Regions from separate parts of the Mus musculus genome. Here regions 2 and 3 are each linked to region 1. A link is a loop called in an ENCODE intact Hi-C map of the cell type or tissue named here. Cell type or tissue: left cerebral cortex. All regions are shown on one strand.

Evidence for each region. Peaks named below come from ENCODE experiments on the same cell type or tissue, not always from the same donor. Only the 100,000 strongest peaks of a DNase experiment are listed, where the experiment ranks them.
Region 2: it touches region 1 in a loop (5-fold over the local background); 8 of 42 quality-filtered maps call a loop at or near these places.
Region 3: a loop joins it to region 1, with 7 times the contacts of the local background. A loop is called at or near these places in 5 of 42 quality-filtered maps.

What each region holds. Positions count from the first base shown.
Region 1 is chr15:52,802,556-52,810,555 of GRCm38, forward strand. The region is part of intron 3 of Gm41323 (a long non-coding RNA gene); the gene reads right to left. Among named protein-coding and RNA genes, the nearest start is that of Gm34794, 20 kb to the left of the region's middle. In left cerebral cortex, CTCF peaks have their summits at 3,451 and 6,260; DNase peaks (open chromatin) are centred at 3,159, 3,806, 4,981, 6,260 and 1 more place; H3K27ac peaks cover 692 bases.
Region 2 is chr15:53,685,465-53,693,464 of GRCm38, forward strand. The region is part of intron 3 of Samd12 (sterile alpha motif domain containing 12); the gene reads right to left. Among named protein-coding and RNA genes, the nearest start is that of Mir28c, 75 kb to the left of the region's middle. In left cerebral cortex, CTCF peaks have their summits at 3,408 and 6,764 (motif pointing left); DNase peaks (open chromatin) are centred at 3,384, 4,018 and 6,683.
Region 3 is chr15:53,780,605-53,788,604 of GRCm38, forward strand. The region is part of intron 2 of Samd12 (sterile alpha motif domain containing 12); the gene reads right to left. Among named protein-coding and RNA genes, the nearest start is that of Samd12, 120 kb to the right of the region's middle. In left cerebral cortex, a CTCF peak has its summit at 4,983 (motif pointing left); DNase peaks (open chromatin) are centred at 1,854 and 4,967.

The DNA of each region.
Region 1 (8,000 bases):
TTATAGTCAGTGTTCTTTTATTGCACATATAAATTTACATATTTATCATCACTTAAAATATCTACAAATATATGTGAAACAGACATTAAAGACACTCAGAACAAAAACAAACAAACAAAAAATTGGTATTCTTTTCTCAGCTGAGCCAATCTAGAAAAGACAAAGTAATCTGGGCTTTAGAGACCTAGCTGGGAGTGTTACTTTACTAACAAGTCTCTTATTTCATCTATTCAAGGCCTATTTCTGGGTGATTGAGTGGGTTTGGCCATTTCTTAGTGTTGGGTGTTAGATAATCACGATGTCTGTGAAGGTCGTGAAAAAGCCAATGAGTGGGAACAGGATGCTCAACTCTGAAAGAACAAGGTTTTCTCACTTTTAAGGTCTACCCCAATGAAAATTCCTTGCTGATAGGAATCATTTATTCCATGGGTATATTTATATTTTCATCAAACACCTTGTCTTACAACTGGAATATATCCCATATACATTGACTGATGTCTCTGATCTTGTCAGTGATACTTGATTAAAACAATAGCCAGTTTTTCAGACTACCCTGGAGATAGAAGGTTGCAGGAAATGAATGATGAAGCAATGAGCTTTGCTGTAAATCTATTTTTTAAGGCAAAACAAAGAAGAGACCATTATATTACCTTATTGAATGAGCTACACTGAGCCCTAATATCTTATTTAGGGTTTTATTGCTGTGAAGAGACACCATGCACATGGCAACTGTTATAAAGGCAAACACTTCATTCAGTCTGGCTTACATTTTCATAGGCTTAGTTCATTGTCATCATGGTGGGAAACATGGCAGAATTCAGGCAGCCATCATACTGGAGAGATAGCAGGGAGTTCTATATTGGATTGGCAGGCAGCAGGAAGTGAACTTATTTGAGCTTCTGAGATCTCAAAGCCCATCCACTAGTGAAATACTTCCTCCAACAAAGCCACACCAACTCCAACAAGGCCACATTTCCTCATAGTGCCACTCCCTACAGACCAAGCATTCAAACACATGAGTCTATGTGGGACATTCCTATTAAAACTACCACAGCTGACTATAAGTTATTATTCCTATCTTCTCTACTTACCATATTTTGTGTATGGACACATGTGTAAGGAGGTATTTTTGCATATGTGTGTGTGTGTACACATGTGAATCCCAAGGTTCATATCAGGAATCATCCCCCATCCTTCTGCCATAGCATTTATTGAGCCTGGGCCTCTCAGGTAAACCTAGAGCTTACTAATGTAGTCAGTCTCCCTATTCAACTTTCCTGTCTCTGCCTTCCTAGGCTGGAATTATAGGCAGGACTCCATGCATATTTAGCATTTAAGTGACTTCTGGGGAAATCCAAATTCTGGCAAGTTCTTATCCTCAGATCCATCTCCCCTGATCCCAGTAATCCAATGACAGCACGCACCTCCATAACGTTCCACAGAGAGGAAATTCTAGGGGAAAGACACTTCTTTGCCAGCATTAACAATTTTGCCTTTATCTGTTATTTCTACCCCAGTAGAAAATGATGTAAACTCCTTTCCTAAACAAAGCTGGAGAGCAGAGACTGAAGGAGAGGCCATCAAGAGACCGCCCCACCTAGGGACCCATCCCATCTGCTAAAACCAATCCCAGACACTATTGCTGATGCCAAGAAGAGCTTGCGACAGGGGCTGGTATAGCTGTCCCCCTGAGAGGCTTTGCAAGACCAATACAGATGCCAATCATTGAATTGAGCTGGGGACCCCAGTGGGGAAGCTAGGGCAAGGACTGTAGGCGCTGAAGGGATTTACAACTTCATAGGAAGAAACACAATATCAACCAACCAGACACCCCCCCCCCAAAGCTCCCAGGGACTAAACTACCAACCAAAAAGAACACAAGGGGTAGCCATGGCTCCAGCTGCATATGAATCAGAGGACTGCCTTACCTGGCATCACTGGAAGGGGATCCCCCTTGATCCTGTGGAGGTTGGATGACCCAGAATAGGGGAAGGCTAGGTCGCTGAGGCAGGAGTGGATAGGCAGGTGGGGGACCGCATTCTTAGAGGCAGGGGGAGGGAGGAGGAGATGGGGGCTTGTGCAGGGGAAACTGGGATGGTGGATAACACTTGAAATGTAAGCAAATAAAATAACTAATTAAAAAATGAAAAAAACAAAGTGTAAAATAAGCGAATGATGGATCAAAGTGGATGAGCCAGAAACCAAACTCTTCCTGTTGTAAGAAAAGAGCCATTCTATAAATCATCTAGGGCTGGACTTACAAAAGGACTAACTCTTCTCATAAAGCCTTGATTTTGAGTAGTTTCTCATAAACTACTTATCAGAAAGTTAAAACATGAAACTTCTATGTACAAGAAAATATGATTAATTTACTGTATAAGCATTCCTAGTCCTTTACCCATTCTAGAACCTGTGTCCATTACACACATATTTTGTTTTTATTTTTAGATGGCTTCACTGTATAACCCAATCATGCTTTGAACTCACTATCTTCTTCCTCTACTTCCTGGTGCTGAAATTACACTATACCCCATCATGATTGGCTTCTGTGTGATTTTGAAGATTTTTCTATATCCTGGAGTCTAGGGTGCCTTCGTGATTTGCTTTGCCCAGGAAAATGTGAGAAAGGGGATAAGCCTACCAGTTTCACACTCTAGCTTCCATGAAACTGCGTGTTTCTCTTCCCCATTGCTCTCTTAGAACCTCCTTGCCCACGAGAACAATCCTGGCTTGTTGGACAGTAAGAACTCAACATAAAGCAAATCCAAGATATTTTGGCCATGGACACCATCAGAGCCAATCTGTAGACAACCCACCAACTGACCACAAATACATTTTGAGCCCAAATGAAGTACTCACACCTGACCCAGATTATCAACATCTCCTCACTTATAGAAACCCATGGAAACATAAGCAAAAATGAAACTCTCGTTAATACATGGAGATCTGTGGCTGCTTTTCTGCAGTACTAATGTGACAATAGATAACCAACACAGCAAGGCTCTTGATCCCTTTCCTATCAGTATTTCATTTTCTTTTGCCTAGATACAGTGACTCTGGAGCTTATCTGAGTTGGGCTGGATTTCTGCCTGGTGAGAGCAAGCAACACCCTTCTGGTAGAAAGACAGTGATGTGTTTTGCTCCTGTGTACAAGACAGCCCACAAATCTCTTGCAGGCTGCTCTGTGGCAGAACTGGAGGCTTGATGCTGGCATCATCTTTCAACCTGAAAGAAGCTAAATCGAGCAGTAGCTCCCAGGCACAACCATTTCCAATCCAGTCCCCTAGCACAAGAACGAGCTGAGGAAAAGAACTTTAGACCCTGAGTTTCTAGTTTGATGGTCTAGTACCATAATATTTCCACATGCAGATATTTGTTACAAATATTTATAGGAAAAGGAGAGTCATCTCTCAGTGAAGCCTGAATTGTGATATTCTCTACCGTCAGTAGATGTCATGTAACTCCATAGTTTCTCTGACCCTGATAGATTTTTTTCTTTAAAAAAAAATTGCTTCAAACAGAACATTGATCTCCCTGGATTTCTTTTCAAAGGCTGAAATTTTCTCCAATAGAATAGGAAAGAATGCATCATGAGGTTCTATTAACAAGCATTTCACCAACTAATTCTCACTCATACTTTATGGCTAAATCTAGCAAATCAACCAGCCTTGGGTATCCTAGTTTGTGATTGGAAATGCAGCATCATCAATAACTTTGACAACTGCTTGTGTCCATTACCCGTCCTCACAATAATGCAATAAAAGGCTTTCATTTCTAGGCAAGCTATAAATACGACTCCATATTGCCATTGGTGTGCATCAGCTGACTCAAGGCTGCCTTTAACCAATCAATATAAAGACTGAGTTCTCTCTCTCCCAAAGAAACAGAGGCCAGGGAGCCAGAATTTGCAAATCAGTAAACCTGAAAAGGCTTATTTGTATAAAGAAAATAAATGTGTGATAAGTCTGCCTACTTGAAGCCTCACATTGTTCTATGTAGACTACAATTCACGCACACACACACACACACACACACACACACACACACACACACCACAGTCGTCAACTTTATAATGAACAATATGCTGTGGTGGATCCACTCAGAGGCTTTTATAAGTGGATACCCTGCCACTTACAGTATATATATTTTGTAATCTTTCAAAAACAGCACTTGAAACGAGACAAACACAGAAATAAGGGTAAGAGAGGTAACTATTGCCAGCTTGGGAGGAAGATGAAGTGTGACTGAAACTTCGAGTGGATTCAGGGTTGAGGGAGTTCAAGGCTATTCTATGCTCTGTAGCGATAAGCAATATCCTGCTGAATCAAAGCACAATGATAATAATAAATAAGTTAAAATTTAAAATTTAACCTTAGTAGAGTCATATTCAATATAGAGTCTGATTATATTACACATCTATGGAGAAAACAGTATATACATCCTATGTCCTACCCCATATGGAGAATGTACTCGCATAACCATTTAGTTATTAAGTCTTCTTTGCTACTCTGTGTGCACATCATCTAAGTGATGACTGTTAATGCATCATTGAAGCTCCACTACAGCAGTATAGCAATTATCTTTATCATTAGGCTTTAAGTCCCTTAAGGTCAAGGACCACATTTTCTGTTTCATTGCTATCGACTTAGTGCCTGCAGAGATGCCTTTTATGCTGTGAACATACAACACCTATTTCTTGAACAAATGCATAAGTAAATGAACTAATTAATGCACCAACAAGTTCAGAAAATTCAGAAATATGATCATAATAATAACTCTGCTCAAATAAGGAGCTTAAAGCTCTCATATGTACAGAAGTTTCCTTAGCCATTCCTCTTGCAGAAACTTCTCTCTTTATAATAGGACTGCTGGCACCTTCCCCAGATCCTTTTACAAGGCTGGTCACCCATCCTCCACCTTTTATGAGTGTCAAACTCCAAAGGCACATGGCTGCATCATTTTCTTTTTCTGGAAAACTGCCCTCAGCTGACAAGAGATGCCTTGCCTGTCTATGTCTGGAAGGTTACATGGCCCTTTCCTAAGAATAGCCAAGCTTCAATGTCAGGTTGAATCAAGAATACAAAAATCTGTTCCTCTGCCTTAAGATGGAGTGATTCTGTAGTGTTCTTTGGTTACTGGCTCTCCACTTGAGAACAGGAGTAGGCTGGATTTTAGCTAGGCTTTCTGGAGTTTCATTCCCTGTATACAACATATCCGTATTCTGCATGGCTTTCCATGAGAGCCCAAGCTTAATAAAAACAGTACACAAGAACCATGTTTTCAAATCAGGCTGTCAATGAAAGCTTCCCTCCCATAGATGAGTCACTAAGAGTTTCATGCACATAGACCTATGTCCACATCTTTTATCTAGGATGAACTGGCAGAAGGTACAAGTAGAAGTGCATGCCCTTGCCTCTGTGTAATATGTCTGACTTCTGAGAGGAACTGAAAAGTGTTAATTACAAAGCCTGGAGAAAGAAGTGTCAGAAATAAGCTGCTATTTGTTAAGGAGAAAATATATAGGTTTGGATAAAGTCAACAGTCTTTATGGTGTGAATATCCAAAAGTTTCTTTGAAGGAATTCAGAAAGACCCCTATTTTCAGCATTTGGAGAAAAAAAAACTGTGCTGAAATCTGAGACCAGGACCTAATTTTCTAAAGTAGAAAACTTGTCCGGGGATTTTAATTCTCAGTTTTGACAAGGCTGCCAGCCAAAAGTCGGGTACTGAGAGCAGCAAAATTTGACCTTGATACTGAGACCATCCCGGGAAAGGATCCTCAAGGTGCTGTCAACAAAGGTAAGCTATGAAGCCAGAAGAGGGATAATTTACTGATATGGAACACCTCCCATGACACAGAAGTTAATATCCTGAGATGAGTCAAGGTACTACTCCAGCTGCACTCCTGGGATGCCTCCAGTAGATTGAAAAAAGTAATAGCTGCATTAAGTACAATAGAGATGTCAGAATTTTAGTTGCAGAGTATAGAGGGAAAGATTAAAATCTCCAAGAAATGTGAATGCAAGAATGATTTTACCTATCTGGTCAGGAGCCCGGGATATGACACCATTACTTCGGAGGGCCCAGGGAGCCATTTGTTTTTCCAAGGTGTGAGTGATGGAGGGAGAGCCAGTATGAGAAACCCACAGTGCACATCCTCAGTGGACCAGCACTGACAGCAGGTAATGTCGTTATAGAACTGGACTCCCTGGTAGAATTAAGAATTAATTAAGAAACAAAGCAGTGCATGCCAGGGGGCAGCATCTGACCATCTAAAGGAATGTGGGCATACATATCTTTGCTGGCATCAGGGTTGAAATGGCTGCTAAATCTATTCCCTGAAGACTCCTATAGCAGCCCGCATTGCCCACTATCTTAGCACTGCCTGGCTTGTCTGATAGCAATATCCCTTCTCTGCTGAATCTTAGACTCTATGCAACCTTGTATTTTTTCATATAAACAAAATTATGAAAGAACATTTTGAGAAAAATAATCTTTCTCACACTCAACATTATGATAGAGTTGGTTTGACTACATAGTTGGAACAAGGTATGTTTCAAACAGAAGAATTTTGTGCACATACATACACACATACATACATGTACATACACATATACACAAATGAAAATAAAGGTCACTTGAGGCTCTTAAACTGTGAATTATCTCTTTCACTCACACAGATTCAACATTTAATGTTTGCAAGTACAACTCAAGAATGTCTGTCAGTCAGCATGCTCCTTTTTTTTTTTTTCTTTTTTTTTTTTGTGGTTTTTCGAGACAGGGTTTCTCTGTGTAGCCCTGGATGTCCTGGAACTCACTTTGTAGACCAGGCTGGCCTCAAACTCAGAAATCCGCCTGCCTCTGCCTCCTGAGTGCTGGGATTAAAGGCATGCGCCACCACGCCCGGCATCAGCATGCTCCTTAAGGAAGGATGTTCTCAAATACCATCTGTATTTTTGAAAACTTGATTTCAGACCTGGTCTTAAGTAACAAGAGTTATAATTAGTAAGGGAAAACTAACTGCTGTCCCACTGTCTCCAAATCTCCATGGATTCACATATTAATTATTGGTTTATAACTCACATCACAAGCTAATGGAAAATATGCATCAAAAACATACTGTTTGGGGGCTGGAGCCATGGCTTAATGGTTAAGAAGACACAAACTCAGTTACTAGCACCCAGTGAACCATCTGTATCTCTAGCTCCATGGAGATCTGAGACCTCTGGACTCCATAGGTACTTGCATTCAAGTGTACACACACACACACACACACACACACACACACACACACAAACACACAAACACTTCATGGAATGTGTCCCCAACTAAATGAAAAGGTCCAAGAACGGCATTTAATTCAGGATGCATAAAAAGGAAGAAGAAACAGATCCCAGAGAGCTCTCTTTCTTCCATTGTGAAATTTCCATTTAAGTGCTGTGTTCTTCTGTGTTCTTTAGCACCCCGTGGGAGATTCAAATAGATCCTTACAAGAAGGGACTCTAGGCAATCAGATCTCCACTCTCCTCAGAGGAACACACTGTAAGCTCTTTGCCAGTGGCAATGCTAAATGACAAGCTTGCCACCTCTTTTTTGAGACAAACATCTCAGCAGTTGGTATTTCTAATTCACTCAATCTGGGAAACACAACACTTATCTTTCAGCTCCTTAGGCACTGAAGTTTCTGCAGTACATCACATTTTTTGTGTCACTGATCATAATGGCTGTTAATGGGGTGATCAGTAGACTTCACAACTGGCAACACTGCAAAGTATGTCTGCGGTACTCCACAGCCTTTTCAATACAGTTTGTTATAAAATACTTTTCTACCATGGGGGAAAGCTTCATTTAACTAGGCTTTCACTAGCTTTTCTCTGCTCTGACTTTCTCCTGCCTTGTTTGTGCCCTGTTGCAACCCCTCAATCTCCAGTGCTAGCTCAGAGTTTTTACTTACTCGTGAAGAATAATAAGCCCCGAGCTTACTTTCTAAAAGGAATCGCA
Region 2 (8,000 bases), 880 kb after region 1:
ACTTAAAGCAGAACACAAAGTTAACACAGTTTGAAAATCAGTATAATCATGATGCTGACACTTTTTATTCTGAAAAAAATAAATCATTTGATTAGATTCATTCTAAGGTAAAAGCAACAATGTAGGATTTAAAAAATACCAAGAAATAACAATTTAAGTATTTATATTCATAGCTGTTAACCTTGAAAACTTTTTTAAAATATTTATTCATTTATTTGTATATGTGTGCACTAGTGCAAGTGCATGCATCCCGTGTGTGTACAAGACTCTGTCTTTGTAGCTAAGGACACTTTGGATCTTCTGGAACTGGAGTTACAGCTGGGGAGTGTGCCTCTGTGTGGGAGCTGAGACCTGAAGCTGTGTCCTCTGCAAAAGCAGTAAATGATATTAACCTCTGATCCATATCTCTGGCCACTAAATGTTATCTTAAAGCACAGATTTTCCCTTTGAAGTATCAGCCAATGGTATGATTTGAGGTCATAACAATTAGCCTACCTTACAATGTTTTTTATTTGTCTTTATTGTTTAGAACTATGAAGACATAGATGAGGTCATTTGTGTATCAAATGTTTCTCCAGGTCTATGTATGTACATCAGGGAAACATGCCCAGAAGCATCTATACATGGAGTGTATAGTAGAAAATGAATTAGAATATATGGAAGAGGTTTGGGGAAATGAAGGCTTAAAGAAAGCAGTGCTATGTCTGACAGAATACAAAGAAATGTGGACAGTCTAGGCTCATATCCCAAAATTTCTGCAAAGCCTATTAGAAACATATGCTGTGGGACATGGGATAAACCAATTGTCTATATTGAGATAATAAAATATGGGTATGAACACGTCAACACTCCCTATATTGAGAGATAGGGACTATGTTTCCTCCCTTGGATCTGGGTTCATGTCTGTTTTGAACAAACAGACTTTGTTGTCTATAAAATCTATTCTCATTTTAAAAGAATCATTAGATAGGTACAGACAACAGAATTTTTTCTTGGTGCTTTTGGGATGCTCACTATGTTGTGGGGAAACTTCACTGCTAAGGATGAGGTTTGCCCACAGGGAGCCATGCAAGAGGGGCCATGCGCAGGGGAATGATGCCCCTGAGCCCCATCTTCTAAGTCATGCCTGTGAGTGAGTCCATGCTGTGCCTTCTCTCCCAGTCTATTGGCCATGCTGATACCAGTGAATGGTCTCAGGTAATATTGGAAGGCAAACAAAATCCCCAGCAGAGCTTTATTAAAATGTCTTCCCTATAAACGTTCTGAGATTTTGTTTTTTTGAGTTTTTCTGTTATGTAGAAACAGATAACCATCAGAATGTGTTACCAAGAGAGAGGTTCATGTGGCATTGACTTTAGAAGACAGATGTGACAAAGGGTTTTAGGTAGAAAGTATGAGAGACAGCTTTCAGTGAAATAAGTGTGGGAGATGTCACCTGGAAGTGAGGATGCTGGAAGAGAGATTTATATGATGCACTGTGGAAATTTGAGAAGCATGTCCTTGGCCCTGTGAAAATATAACATAGTGCTGTGTATAGTCCTGGAGCCAGGGAGGTGGATAGAGTGAAGGCCCAGAGCTCACTGACCTGCCAGGATAGTCAAATGAGTGACACAGCATCCTATTTTCCATCCCAGGCCTGGTAGCGCCTAGCCCAATTTCATACACAGATAATAGGTACTCAGCACATAAACAGAGTAGGCACAGAATGAGCGATAGATTTTTGAGAGCATCATTAGACCAGTAAGAACAAGAGAATATATGTAATATGGCTTACTATCGTTTTTCCTGTTACTTCAAATTTGAAAGAATAATAAAAACTCTTTATAGAACATAATTGAGCAATTTGGTGCAGGGTCAAGAGGTGGGGGGTAATCTGCTGAAATCTCGGATGTTTGCAGTGAATCAGAGTTTTTAATGGATAAAAAGTTATTAAACAATGGCTGTCAGGCTTGACTGTCTGCCAAATGATGAATCATTGGCATAGCTGTATTTCCCAACTTGGAAATTTTGCAACTCATTAATAAACTGCAACTCTTACTAGGTGTTTGGTTAAAGCACACTTAAATAAAGAGTTTGCAAACATTTATTCTCTACAGACATCTTCCTACTGTATTCTGAGTCGGAATACAAGACCATTTTCCCTCTAAGATTGCAGTTTCCAAGGAAGGGCACTTTATTTTCAAGAATTGTAAAGAGAAAAATTACTATTAATTCATTGTTTCAACTCTGTCCAGTAGAAAATTATTATGTGTGAAGTAAAAGGAGAGGTTGAGAACAGTTACCTGCCAAACATGGGTTTGGGCTGGTAACTTAGTTGGCAAAATGCATGCCAAACACAGACAAAGCCCTTGGTTCTATTTGAAACACTACATCCATGTATGGTCCCAACATTGAGTAGCTGGAGGCAGGAAGATCAGAAGGTCAAGGACATTCCTGACTACATGGAATACATGGAACTCTTGTCTTAAGAAAATCATCATCATCATCAACAACAACAAATCTACAACATCTTAGTGACGTTTCAGTATTCACCTACCATTTTTAAGAAAGAAAGGAGTGGGGAATACCTTTATAGCTTTTCAGCATCAGTCTGAGAAATAGTCTACTTCATACCTAATCCATCTCAATTTAGCACACTTAGTATCTGACCTTTACTCTTACTCTGGAAGTCTTTGAATAGAATTCAACCAGCCCTTTCATTTTGAAATGTTAGGCTCAATATATATTCTATTACTAAAAGTAGCTTTATATTAAAGGGTGGGGTTCATGGTATAGATGAGGAAGACCACTGGAGACCCCTTAAATGGGGAGGTAATCCCTTCATATTTTCCATAAGCCTGCACTGCTAAGGTTAGGTTCTATCACCACAGAATGTCCCAGTGAATACTACGTACCTAAGGCCTAGCTAGCAGAGTGTTCTAGAGTTTGCAGGGACACTGACCAGGTCGATCACACTTCTGGAACAGAGAAGGACAGCAAGCTGATCAATTTAGAGTCCAGTGTGACTAAGGAGAAATTTCTTTTTAAAAGAATATTACTAGCGTCTCTCATCCCATCTCACGTAGCTGCACGAGTGGCGCTGTTCAGAGATGGTAGTTTTAAAAGGTGGGAACAGGAGCCTGATCGTAGGTCATTGTCATGTACCCTCAAGGTGACTGTGGAACCTCCGCCTTTGCCCAGCTTTGCTCTCTAGGTAAGTGATGCGTGGATGCTCTGTCCAGTGTTCCCCATCCTTTGGTCTACCCACAGAAGATCAAAGCAATGGGTCTGCCTACTTCTGTACTGAATCTTCAAAATGTGGGTCTAAACAAACCTTTTCTCTGCATATGTTAATTATCACTCTATAGAAAGCTATTGCAAAGCCAACTCTACCGTTAGTTGGTGTAACTGCTCCCCCTGGAGGAACTCAAGAGAACTGCAAACTACTCACCATCTAGTGTCCTGCCCACAAAGACTGAGGAGAAGTCTTTAGGACAAAGCAGGTAAATAATCCTTCGCAAATATTTCTTCCAAGGATAATTTCTCAAACAGATTGAGAACCACCACACAGCTCTGTATTTCAGATCTTTTATGTTTTAGTTTGTACCCTCCCAGAACAAGACAGATATAAAGATGCACACGGCCACCATGGCCATGCTTCCTTTTGCATTCGGATAATTTGAGGATAAACTACTTTAAAGGATAAAGATAACAAGATAATCCTTGAGTGTACATGTACATTATTAGGGATAATCAGTTACTTTATGTTATAAAAATAACAGAAAGGCAAAACCACTTTTTGACAAAAGGTTGTACTTAACTGGAAAAAAAAATTGACTAAAGGAGAATGTGTAGCTTCTGCTCTTTGTTCAAGATGAGCATACCAGGAAGGTGACTCTTGATGAGGTTTTGGTAGCATTACATTTCCTTCTAGCCTACGGCTTTTAGTAACCCATTCTAGGATAAACAGTCTCCATTCCTAAGTATGTTTTAAGGATGAGCTGTCCAATCTGCCCACACATGTGGAACAGCCAAGTCTCCTGGACACATTCCATGTGCAGAAGTGGCAGCTCTGACTCAAACTGTCTGCCTGTCCCGTGTGAGAGCGAAGAGAGGAAGAGAGGCCTTCCATGGCAGTTATGGTTCAATGTCATTCGTTCAGTGTGCCCCTTCCCTTCTCTCTGGATGGCTATTTTTTTTTCTTAGACATTCCCCACATCTCAGCAAAGCACAGACATCAGTGGACGGAGTTGTAAAAGGAAAAGGAGAAATCAGATTTTCTTTCTAGCAAATCAGGGAACCTGGGTTCACTAATTTAACAGCTCTACTGAAGTGGAAACAAAGACACAGTTACTCATCTTAACCAGTGCGATGACATTGAAAAGTGGGACGTAAAGAAAAACAGAAAACATTATAAGAATAGATTAGCATCCTGATTACTAACTACAGTAATTGTTACTATTAATTAAGCTAATAGATTAGGGAAAGAACTTTGACCAGACAATGCTTCCATCCCTACCGCCTCCCCCTCAACCCCTCCAAGTCAGGGAACATCACTCAAATTCTGGTACAGAATAATTAGTGACATTGCCCTTCTATTCAGTTGCCTCTAACAGGCCCTTGGGAGTCAGCTGGATTCAAAGAAACCTTTAAACGTGAACAGAATCAAATAGCCGAGACTGGGCTTCATCTAAAATAACATAGAGCTTGTTGAGCTAAATGGTACAGCTGCCAAAATTCCAGATTGTAGAGATTGTCCTAAGTGAAAATCAAACCATTTTCTGGCATACAGATTCATTTATTGAGGCTTGGCTAACCTGGCCAAGTGCTACTGAGGACAACCAACATATGATAGAATCAGAGGAGAACCTCTCAGCCAACAGGACCTTGCTTGACTTCTCCAGGCTTGCTTGCCCTCGCTGTAGCATCCATCTCAAATACGTACCATCGCCTCAAATACATACCATCTACATGCATTCGCAGAATCATCACTGAAGACTATTTGATTATGTAAAACTCCAATTTTATTTTAATGAGTTACCTACTGTGTTTGTATTTTGATTTTTTTCAGAACATTTGCATATTTAAAGAAGTGTTTAGAAATGTGGCCCATGATGTTTTTTGGGGGAAAAACTATGGATTAAGGAAAAAATGGAGCTCTGCAGAATGGGGTTAGTGAAGGAAACTACATTATGAGAGTCCTCCTAGTAACCACCCAGCTTCAGAACAGAGCTCCATTCTCGAACAATGAGTCCTGTCTCTTTCTTAGTCTTCTCTGTGTCTCCATTCTCCCGGAGCTGGCCCTCCAGTAATAGCTGGGCAAATGTTTATTGAGTAAATTAATGAGCACTAATTTAAAGATAATTGAACAATTAGTAGGTAATGAATGATTTGTAAATTAGCAATTTATAATAAATTACAAATTATTTGGTTAATCGGTAAATAATTAAACTTCAATAGAAATAGCTATGAGATATTCAGTAAGTAAACAAATGGACAACACAGAGGGAAAAAAAATCCTCTGAAAATGAAAGGACCAAAATATTGGATATTCACAATGAGGAGAAATGTTATTATTTTCTCACACTGTAAGATATAAGTAGATGCTGAAACAGAATTAGATAAATTAGTGTGAGTAGTGCAATTCACAGTATCATCTTGCATAATAACCTATTATTAACAATGATTTATTTAATATTCAACTGCTAAATGCCCAATTTAGGATCTTACTGTTTAAACATCTCTAGAGGATTTTGTATTCCAACTGCATGGCTCTGCAGACGAGGAATCTGAGACTCGTTTGGATGAACACCTGCCTTATGATGCCAGGCAAATGCACAGCTCACTGGATTTTCAGTTGGTTCATTCTTCTACTTCATCCATTCTGCTCCTATGTCTCTAGTATTTACTACACATTCTTTCTATGAAGAAGACCAGATAATTTGTGACTTCTGAATTAGCATTTATTAAGGGATGCATGAAACAGCCATTGTTTTAAAGGATGATGTTTCAAAGCTGGTCTATGATCTTCTGGATCTAGCATGGCTTTGCTCTTAGTAGTTTAGGAATCATTTGTTTCTTTTTTGTTGTTGTTGTTGTTGACACTTATTCCAGGGAGCACAGTAGACATGTTCATAAATCTAGTTTACTTTCTCGCTGTTCTTTCAAACTGCACTTTTGAGGGACGGCCAACTCAAATGTGAACAACGAATGTTATGTGAATCACAAAACTTCCCAAACAAAACTCAACTAAGTAGTTCTTAAAACATAAATAAATAGATAAATAAAGGTCGGGAATATTTTTATCATCCAGTGAATGCATGCACTCGCGTGCAAACATGCAACACCAACGTGTGACACTTCAGGAAGACCTGCTTTTCCCATGGTTTTTCTTGTTCTGAGATTTTGTTAGCTATCGCATAAAAAAAAGGTGTCTAGATAACTTCTGCATCTTCTCTACTTGTAATTAAAGGTCTCAATTTCTCTTGTTGAATAAGAATGTCAGCATTGCAAACTCTCAAATGATGACGGGTGAAAGAGGACCATTACTACAGAGTACCGGCTCTCCTAAGACAATCCTCTCCTTGATAATATCCTTGAAAATATCTTTTACCCCAAAGTGCATATTAATGGCACTAGGCTGGCAGCTCTATGATAGGTAAGTATGATTGTAGTGAGTATTTAATTAACAAAGGCAAAATAATGAGAGTAGAGATGACAGAATACTCCTTAGAGTGGAAAGAAAATAGAAAATTTATCCATGTCAGGAGAGCTGTGTGCTGCCATCTACTGGCACTGAAGTATGGATCAAATTTACCCTTTTATTGTTTAGTTTTCCAATTTATTTCTTTTTATTTCTTTTGCCCTTTAAATCTCTTGACAATTTCATTCATGTATAGGATTCATCTTATTCGCATTGTTTATTTTTCTTCCTTTTTTACTTCCTTTTTTTCTCCTATGCTTATCCCTCTTCTTTATTTTATACACATGGATTATAGACTATCTGAAAAGACTCTTCCTAGCTTTCTACCAATAGTGTTCTAAGGTCAGATAATCTGTGAGACACTACTTTATAAATTTCAAATGTGATACACATCTCAATGAGAGATTTCTTTACAGCTCACAACACTCAGGAGATTCTGGGAACATTCTGAGAACATTTGTCAACCATGTTGAGAACTTGTTCAGGGCCCTAAGTGGTCTGCCTTGTACCTTGTATAGTAGCACTTGTCACCTGTCATCTTATCCTTTACATCTGCCTCCATTTGCTTAGTTTGAATGGGACTTAATGTGTGTATATTTTATAGAGATAAATGTATTTTCTCTGCTTTTTCTATGTGCTCAGCTAATCATCATTGTGAAGTTATTACTAAATGGGAGTCTTGAGGTTAAGATCATTCTGGAAAGACTATAGAAGCCCCCCACTTGCCACTGGATCTGCCTCATCACCCTCTGAAAGATTTATGAAGAAGGACACTGTATAACATGTGACCTTTAAAAATTGCTCATGATCTGTTCTTCCCTGAAAGGAATTCTAATGTCCTTGAGGCTTATGTTACGGGCTGTGTACAACTACTAGAGAAAGACACTAAAAATTTAATGAATTTAAGAAAAGCTGTGCAAGCTTCTCCTTTGGGAGAGCCTCTGGGAAGAGGGACACAGACAGAAAAAGCACAGTCAAAGGAATTACACTGACCCCACTTTGGATTGAAGTTGGTGCTCAGGTACCGACACAGCTGGATTCATTATTGTGGCTGGTCACAGATGTGGCCAAATTTAAAAAACAAAAACAAAACTCATCAATACCCCAGAAAAAAAGGCTACAGATCCATTATTGTCCTCCTCCTGATACAGGGATATGGACATGGAGGTTAGATCCATGGTCTTGAGAAGCTTTGCTGCATGGCACATGTGTGTGTGTGTGTGTGTGTGTGTGTGTGTGTGTGTGTGTGTGTGTATGCACGTGTGCGCGTGTGCGTGAGTGCATACATGCACGCACATGCTTAATTTAGATAGAAATG
Region 3 (8,000 bases), 980 kb after region 1:
AACACAATGCAATTTCTCAAAGAGAAGTGCATCATGGGATATGGAAAATGCTTATCACAGATGCTCAGTGACCTGCTAAATTCATTCTCCATTCTCACACTCTCTGGTGCTTAACCAGGTAAGAATGTGTACCTGCCAGTGTATGTTAGATTATCCTGCAGTATTAATGCCCAGATTTTAGTATGATTTAATATTAAATTGATTTTATTTGTTGACCAGAGTACATGTCTTGATTTGAAAGAAATGCCCCCGACAGGCTCATGTTCTTAGACATCCTTGGCTGCGGATAGTGCTGTGTGAGTGTGTTGTAGAACTTTGGCGATGTTGAGCTTAGATCATAGATATAGGCTACTAGATATAGATAGAGGATACGGTCCAGCCCTGCTTCTGGTCTTACTTGTCCTTCATGGTTGACAACCATGTGAATAAACCAGAAGTCAGGCAGCCAACGAAAGAGCACAAACATCAGGCATCACTGCCAACGTGGACTGTGCTTCCTGACACCTGAAGCCACAGTAATCCTTTTCTTCTTCACATCATCTTTGACACAGCAAAGAGAAGAGTAACTAATATAGACACGTAGTTAACTCATGGTCTCAGAGAGGCAGAGGCACATCTTGATACAGGTTTCAGTGATTAACACGGACAAAGGAAAGACTCGTTAGGTTAGCCTCTACCTGAAAGCCAGAGCATTCAGCCACACATCCCCTTCACTTACAGCTAATTAGCTAGAATCACCCAGCCAATAGGAGATCAGAAAGTTCTGGCTCTAGGAGCCCAGAAGAAAAGGAGGAGAAATGTTAGTTACCTACAACCAATGATTACCAGTGGTCTACTTTAACATACAAGTAGAAATTGATTGATTTCAAGCTCCAATATTAGCCACATGCCCACTAAGTCACTTGATCTTTCAAACCAAAATCATATTACACTAATATACTTCATTCCTATTTTCAATAGTGGTCCTGCAGCTTCTCTGGTGTGCTTATAAGTGAACATCCATAAACACCTTAGAAACGCAGTGCTGGATATAACTTGCATGTGTTCCAAGAGGACATTGTCTGGAGGAACTAGAGAAAAACTTGAAAATTGGAATCTGCTAAATGATCCCTGTGGATAAAAGAACAATTTGTGAATCTTGGCCAAAGCCTTCTGCACTATCAAGATGAAATCTAAGAACTTCAAATATCCCTTCCTTCAGTAATGAAAAACTTAAAAGGATTTGACCTCCTCCACCTCAGAGTCTCAAGATAATCAAGAAAGTGGTCAGGTGCAGCCAGCAGCCACAGAAAACTGCCCTTACCACAGTTTACTGGGAGCCTTTCTTGTCTTCTCTTTGCTACTCATGTCAGAGTAGATGTTGAATTTAGCCCCAAGAAACATACCATGTCTTCCAACGCTGTGCTTGTCATTGGACATTGGACTTCTCCACCTTCTCTGTCTCTGTCTCTCTCTCTCTGTCTCTGTCTCTGTCTCTGTCTCTCTCTGTGTCTCTCTGTCTCTCTCTCATTTCTTTCTACAGAAATAGTTCTTGCGTTGGATTAAGGTAGTATTCTGAACACAGGAATGTGCTTACTGGGAGCCCATTCCTGACTCCTGCCTCTATGGTCAGTAGAGCCTTGGAGCCTTACTGGATTTCTACATAACTTTGTCCACACTACAATCAGATGCAGGGTGGAGTGAGGGCCTCATTTTTTTTTTTTTTCATTTTCAATGGCCCTCCTTAAAAAGCTTCCAGCTGACTAGTATTGTGTATTTTGCAGCCAATCTTGCATGAACTCTTTTTATAATCTGAAGTTTCCCTTTGCCTACTCTTTCTAAACTGCAGTTTCTAGAGCTGTCAGTCTCATGTCCAATTCTTCCAAAATCTTGCTTCTTACAAAACTAGCCTGGGAAACATTCCAAAACATAGAAAGGCTTAAATATATCTTAAGTATCCTCATCACGCACAGAAAAAAAAGCAAATACAGAAGTATATATGTTAATTAGCTTAATTCAGTCAGGCTACAACATATACTTAATTTAAAATGCAGTGTATACTACAAATATTGCACTGTTTTTATTTCTCAGTAAATCATAATTAAACATTTAAAAACTATAAATTTCTGGCCTTCAGAAGATTTATTAAAATCATTTCCTGGATGTGGCCTGAGACTCTCTCCAGCTTGGACTCCAGCTCCGTGAGTGGTAGCTAGAAAGCATGTTTATTTAAGTGTTCATATGTCAGAATGGCTTGCTTCCACAATTTTATGCCAATTTCATGCTGGGACCAGTGTTATACCTCTCAAATGTTTACATGGATACAGATAACCTCTTTAAAAATGCTTGTTGAGATTCAGCAGGTGAGAGCTGTAGTACACCATGTATTGGTAAGTAGTCACAAGCTATTTGTACTTACTAGGAATCCAGTTGTGAATGTGGGGTAGATAAGACACCCAAGCATGTTTGTATCAAAGTGTCCTCTAGGGCCCTTGTCTGGGGGATGGGCTGGCGCCTATCCCTGCAATAAGGAGAAAGATTACTTTCTAGTTTTAGAAAACTATCCACGAGTAGTAATAATGTGTCCTTGAGAACAACTAGCCAGAAAAATTACTTTCTATCAGAGATTACTATTAATTATTATATGATATAAGATGCCTACATTGAAGACTGGAGAGATAGCTCATTGGTTATATCTAGTACATACCTGTAGCCACTGTTCTGAGGAAAGTTGGAGACAGGAGAGATTGATTGCTCAGGCATTTTGTCTAACAGATTAGTGAAGAACACTTGAGTCCCACATTTGAGGAGAGACTATTTCTCAAAGGAATAAGCAGAGGGAGACCAAGGAAGGTATTTGAAGCTTTGTTCTGGTCTGCGCAAACATGGAAGGCACCCATCTAAACACATAGGTGCACATACACTTATACACAAAGAAGTTAATGAATAAATGCTTTTTTTTTTCAGTGTCTACAGTGACAGCAGAAAATCATAAGATCATCATGGAGAGACTTTGAACTGGGAACTCCAGCTTGACTGTCTCTTCCCTAGGGAGTTTCTGCTGGAAGTTGTTTGTAAGTTGATATGCTACCTTTGTTTGCTTTCTCAACAAGGCAATTCCAATCATCTCTGGATGCTGTAAGCACCTGATTTGATGATGTTCTTCCTCCCTATCTGCCTTTTGCTATTTGTCCTTTATCTGCTACATGCCTAACAGAAGTCACTCATTTGAAACTGAAAAAGAATGAGGAGTTCAGATCAATCTCTGGACCAGAGAAAACAGGAGTAAGTACCAGGCTGATGCATTTCTAACAAGCTTCGAGGCTGTTGGCATGCAGATCACTTTAAACTAGCTCATTAGTTTATTTATTAGGGGACTACTTTAAAACCTCATCTTATAAGAATTTTATTATAGCAGCCAAAAAGAATCTTTCATTATCCTGAATATATAAATAAATATAAGTTCACATTTATAACATCCCTTTATTATAAAGCCAGTCAATTCATGAGACCAGTGAGACTGTTTGATGAATACGTAATTGTGGCTAATGCGAGACAAATGCACATTAGCATTAGTGTTTTCTTTTTGCATATTGTTTTGCTGATGAATGCCCTGACTTGCAGAGATGAAAACAAGCATTTACAACTACCAAGCAGCCTGTCTCCCAATCTCAGGTTAGGTGTCAGGGAAGCAGACATGAGAGGAAGGGCGTTTATTTCTCATGAGTGTTGCAAAAGCCGGAAAAGTTAAAGCACTAGTGGTCTCCTGTGTATTCCAATTTCAAAGATACTGAAGAGGACATTTTCATTCAGATCCAGGGTGAATAAGACAGGCACAATTACATTCAAAGCAAGTACCTACTGAACATCTCAGCCACCTCTGTGATTCTGAAAGATGGCTGTAAAACCATCCTAGTAAACAGATTCTGTAGGCTTTCCCAACATAGATGCATAGTCGATAGATGCAACAACTTTGGAAATGGAAAGAAGAGGTGAGAGTAGCCAGGGTCTGCAAAATTATAAGAAGAGAATAACTTTAGTCTTTTCTCGGCAATAAGACAAACACACAGGTTGGTATTCAGAGTGTCAGAATAAAGATTTTCCTGTATCCCTTCAATCTGCATATTAAAGTTTGAGCCCAAACAATGCATTTTCCAGAATAAGGCACCACGGTGTCAAGCACTATAAATAACCACGCAGTGCAGAAAAGGAGAGAGTCTGTATCCATGTACGAGGCAGAGATATTAAAAGCGTCAAGGTAATGATTTTTTTATGTCCAATGGTTGATTGTGCCTCAATATTAAAGAGGCTGGTGGCTTTTAATGATGAAAAAATTATGCAAACATTAAAAAACAATTTCATATAATTATTTGGAGTTTGCTTTCGTTTTACAAACAACAATTTAAAACAAATCCATTAAGGCTGTCTGTGTGGAGTCAGAGGAAATGTATCATGCATTGCAGTTTGGTTTCATACCAGAAAATAAGCTCTACTCCCAATACTGCATCATAAAGGAAAATTAAGAGCCCTTGGTGATTACTCCTGGGACTGGGAGCGAGCCTTTAATGAGGCAAGTTCTTTGATAGAAAGTGTTAGGGTGGTTTGTTCATTTAACAAACTTTATGAAATGCTGATATGTGCTCACTTCTCAGGAGCCAGCATTACATATATCATTTACTTGTAGTTTTATCCATTTCTTCCCAATGAAATAACATTTCAATGTGCAGCTCAGGGCATAAGGTTCACCAATCCTCCTGACACAGCCTCCAGAGTGCTGAGGTTATAGGTGTGTGCCATGGGGCACAGCAGCCCAGCCATGAACACACCTATAACATACTCTTACTTGACAATAGAAAACTGCCAAGAAAGCTTCATTATCATGAAACAAAGCTCGCAGAGATATAACACCATGTTTGCAAGACGATGCCTTCTCTTAGTTTCTGAGGAACTCAGGAGAAAATGCTTTGAGGCTAGACATTAATCAGAAACCAAGCGCCACCTAGAGGCAGGAGGGAGAACGCCAAGATTACCTCTATCTGCATCTTGACTTGTAAATATGTCCTCTTTTCGGCCCAAGGTAACAAGCAAATAACATAAGCACCTGATCATAACTAAAATAAAAATGAATACTGTTTCAGAGTAGCTGTCTAATATGATTTTTAAGAGTCTGTTTAAAACAGAAAATAACACTGAGTTACAGTTCAAGGATAGTATGATGTTGGAAATGAAGAGAATTTTTTGAGTTGCTTATATCAGATGGTGACTAGACTGCAAACCTTATCAAATGGTCTTAAAGGCAATATCCTGAAAGAGATTCTAAATGAAGCTATCCCCAAATAGCCTATAGCATATATTTTCCTTGGCCGACTTCTATCCCTGCTACAATTTACATCAACCATTCCTCATCTTTAGTATTTTTATTAGTTCTTAAAGAGTTCCATACACTGAGTTCCACTCATATTCACCTCTCCCTCACCTCTTTGCACATCCACTTCCCTTCTCTACCCACCCAACTGTATGCCCTTAGTTTCTCTTTTTATAGCCTTCAAGACCAACTTGTGCTATTTAAATATTCTTTGACACGTGGCCTTCCACCGTAGCATTGTTGATTTTACCAGGGGCTACATTCTGAGAGAAAACTGTCTCCCTATACCAGCAGCTAACAATTGCCAAGAGTTCCATGGTAAAGCGTGGAAATTCACACCCATCTCTTCTCTCCATATTGGGATTTGGCCTGGCTTTGAGCATGCTCTTTCAGTCACTGGGAATGCTCATATGCAGCTTCCCCATGTGCCAAAACGGTATTTCCTGGTAGTCACCCAACACCTTTATCTCTTAGACTTGTTTTGTCCCCTCTTCCACACTGATCTCTGTGCCTCGGGGGAGAGGATATGGTGCATATGTTTCCTTTAAGCCTGCACATTCCTCAATCTCTTCTCCGCACCTAGTCCAGTTGTGAGTTTTTAAGTTAGTCACCATTTACTGCAAATAGAAGCATCTCAGATGGGGGTTGAGTGATGAATTGATCTATGGGTGTACTGAAAAGTCGTTAAGAGTTGGTTTATACTGTATCCATTTAGTAAAGATACAGTAGGCTGTTCCCTCATCACAGATTCTTGACCTGGTAATAGTGGCAGGTATGGAGATATATATATATGTGTGTGTGTGTGTGTGTGTGTGTGTGTGTGTGTGTGTGTGTATTATTAAGTGGGACTTAAAATCCAATCTAAACGTGGTTGGCTACTCCCATGACATTTGTGCCACTAGAATAAGTGGCTTTGTGTTGGCCTGGTTACTTTTTCTAAATTTTCTTTTATTGAAAATAAAGTTGTTCATACAATAGATTTTGATCATGGTTTTCATTGTTTCATCTCCTTCCCAAACATTCCTGCCTCCCCACCCTTCCAAATCCATGACTTATTTCTCTTACTCTTAAGAAAACAAAGAGGGGAATAGAAAAGACAAAAAAAAATTATAAACCAAGGTGAATGAACTATGGGAAAGAAATAAGGAAAACTAAGAAAAAGCACTAGAAACTCATACACAGATACAGAAGACAGACAGACAGAAAGACACACACACACACACACACACACACACACACACACACACACACACCCCACTCCAGAAAACGCTTCTTCATCTCTACTGGCTTGTTTTCACAGTGCTCTATAAGGTCATGTACAATATCCAATATCAAGGAAAAAAAGTATTCTTTTCTGTTTGTGTCAGCACATGGCACAGCTCAAATGAACTATTTGCCTATATCCTAATTCCATAGGTGGGAAGATGACATCAAGCCATATATTTCTCTTTAGCAACAGTCACTGTAGCTACAGCCAAGTGACATACTCTGAGGCCACTTATCCTAGACCAGACATTTACTACAGAGAAGATCAGATGACAGCAGTATTGCAGTGGATAGTCGGAGTGATCAAATCCACCGAATCCTCAAAATGAACCTTCAAGTTCTCTCCACAAACCAAGAGGACACAACAGTTACACTTTTTCAACCTGGAGAGACCAACGGGTAGATGGATCTTTAATTCTGTATTTCTTCAGAAAGGCTCAGAGTAACCTGGAGATTCTGAGTTTAGCATAGGTAGAGTGCATTCAGTGGTGGCCATCAAAATGACCCCCACGCTAATATTCAGAACCTTTGCAGATGTAATGATCTCCAGAGGAATCCAGTGATTTTGGATTAGTGAGATGGATGATAAATCCAGTGATAAGAACACTCCCAGGAAACAGGTGCAAGAATATTGGAGATAGAAGAGAAGATATCAGCATGGAGACAGGGCAGAGAGACGCCTACAGTTGAAACTGGAAAAGGCAAAAGCATGTGATTCCCGAGAGCCTCTCCTAGGGGTATAGTTGTGGTAACACGTTGGTTTTAGATTTCTGATGTCACATGCGGCAAGAGTCAGAACAGGGTAGGGGGACACTAAGATGGAATATAAAGTTGAATTTTGGTGAAAAGCAGCAGAGACTGAACAGGTCTCAGGGTCTCATTGTTCTGACCTTATTTAAACTTCATAAATGCTTTTTTTGTTTGTTTTTTGAGACAGGGTTTCTCTGTGTAGTCCTGGCTGTCCTGGAACTCACTCTGTAGACCATGCTGTCCTTGAACTCAGAAATCCACCTGCCTTTGCCTCTCAAGTGCTGGGATTAAAGGTGTGTGCCATCACACCCAGCTTCATAAATGTTTTATGTATCGCTACCTTCATCTATATAATCATTCTTTTCTTACCAGCCAAACTCTTAATTTTCTCGACAGCACCATAAAAACTTCTCTTTGTAACTAAACATGTGATTGAGTTATGGTTTGACAATGCTAGGTTTCAATACCAAGGAAAACTGCTTTCTAAAGGGCACACCATCTTTGTCCCTTGGATCACACCTCTTTGGACTTGGCATTCAAATATGACTCCTCAAGGTGAAGTCATACAAATAGAAAAAACTGGTGCTAAGAAAAGCAGGGGAGAAAGGCAGAAGGAGCCTGCGGCATTGAGGTTATTGTA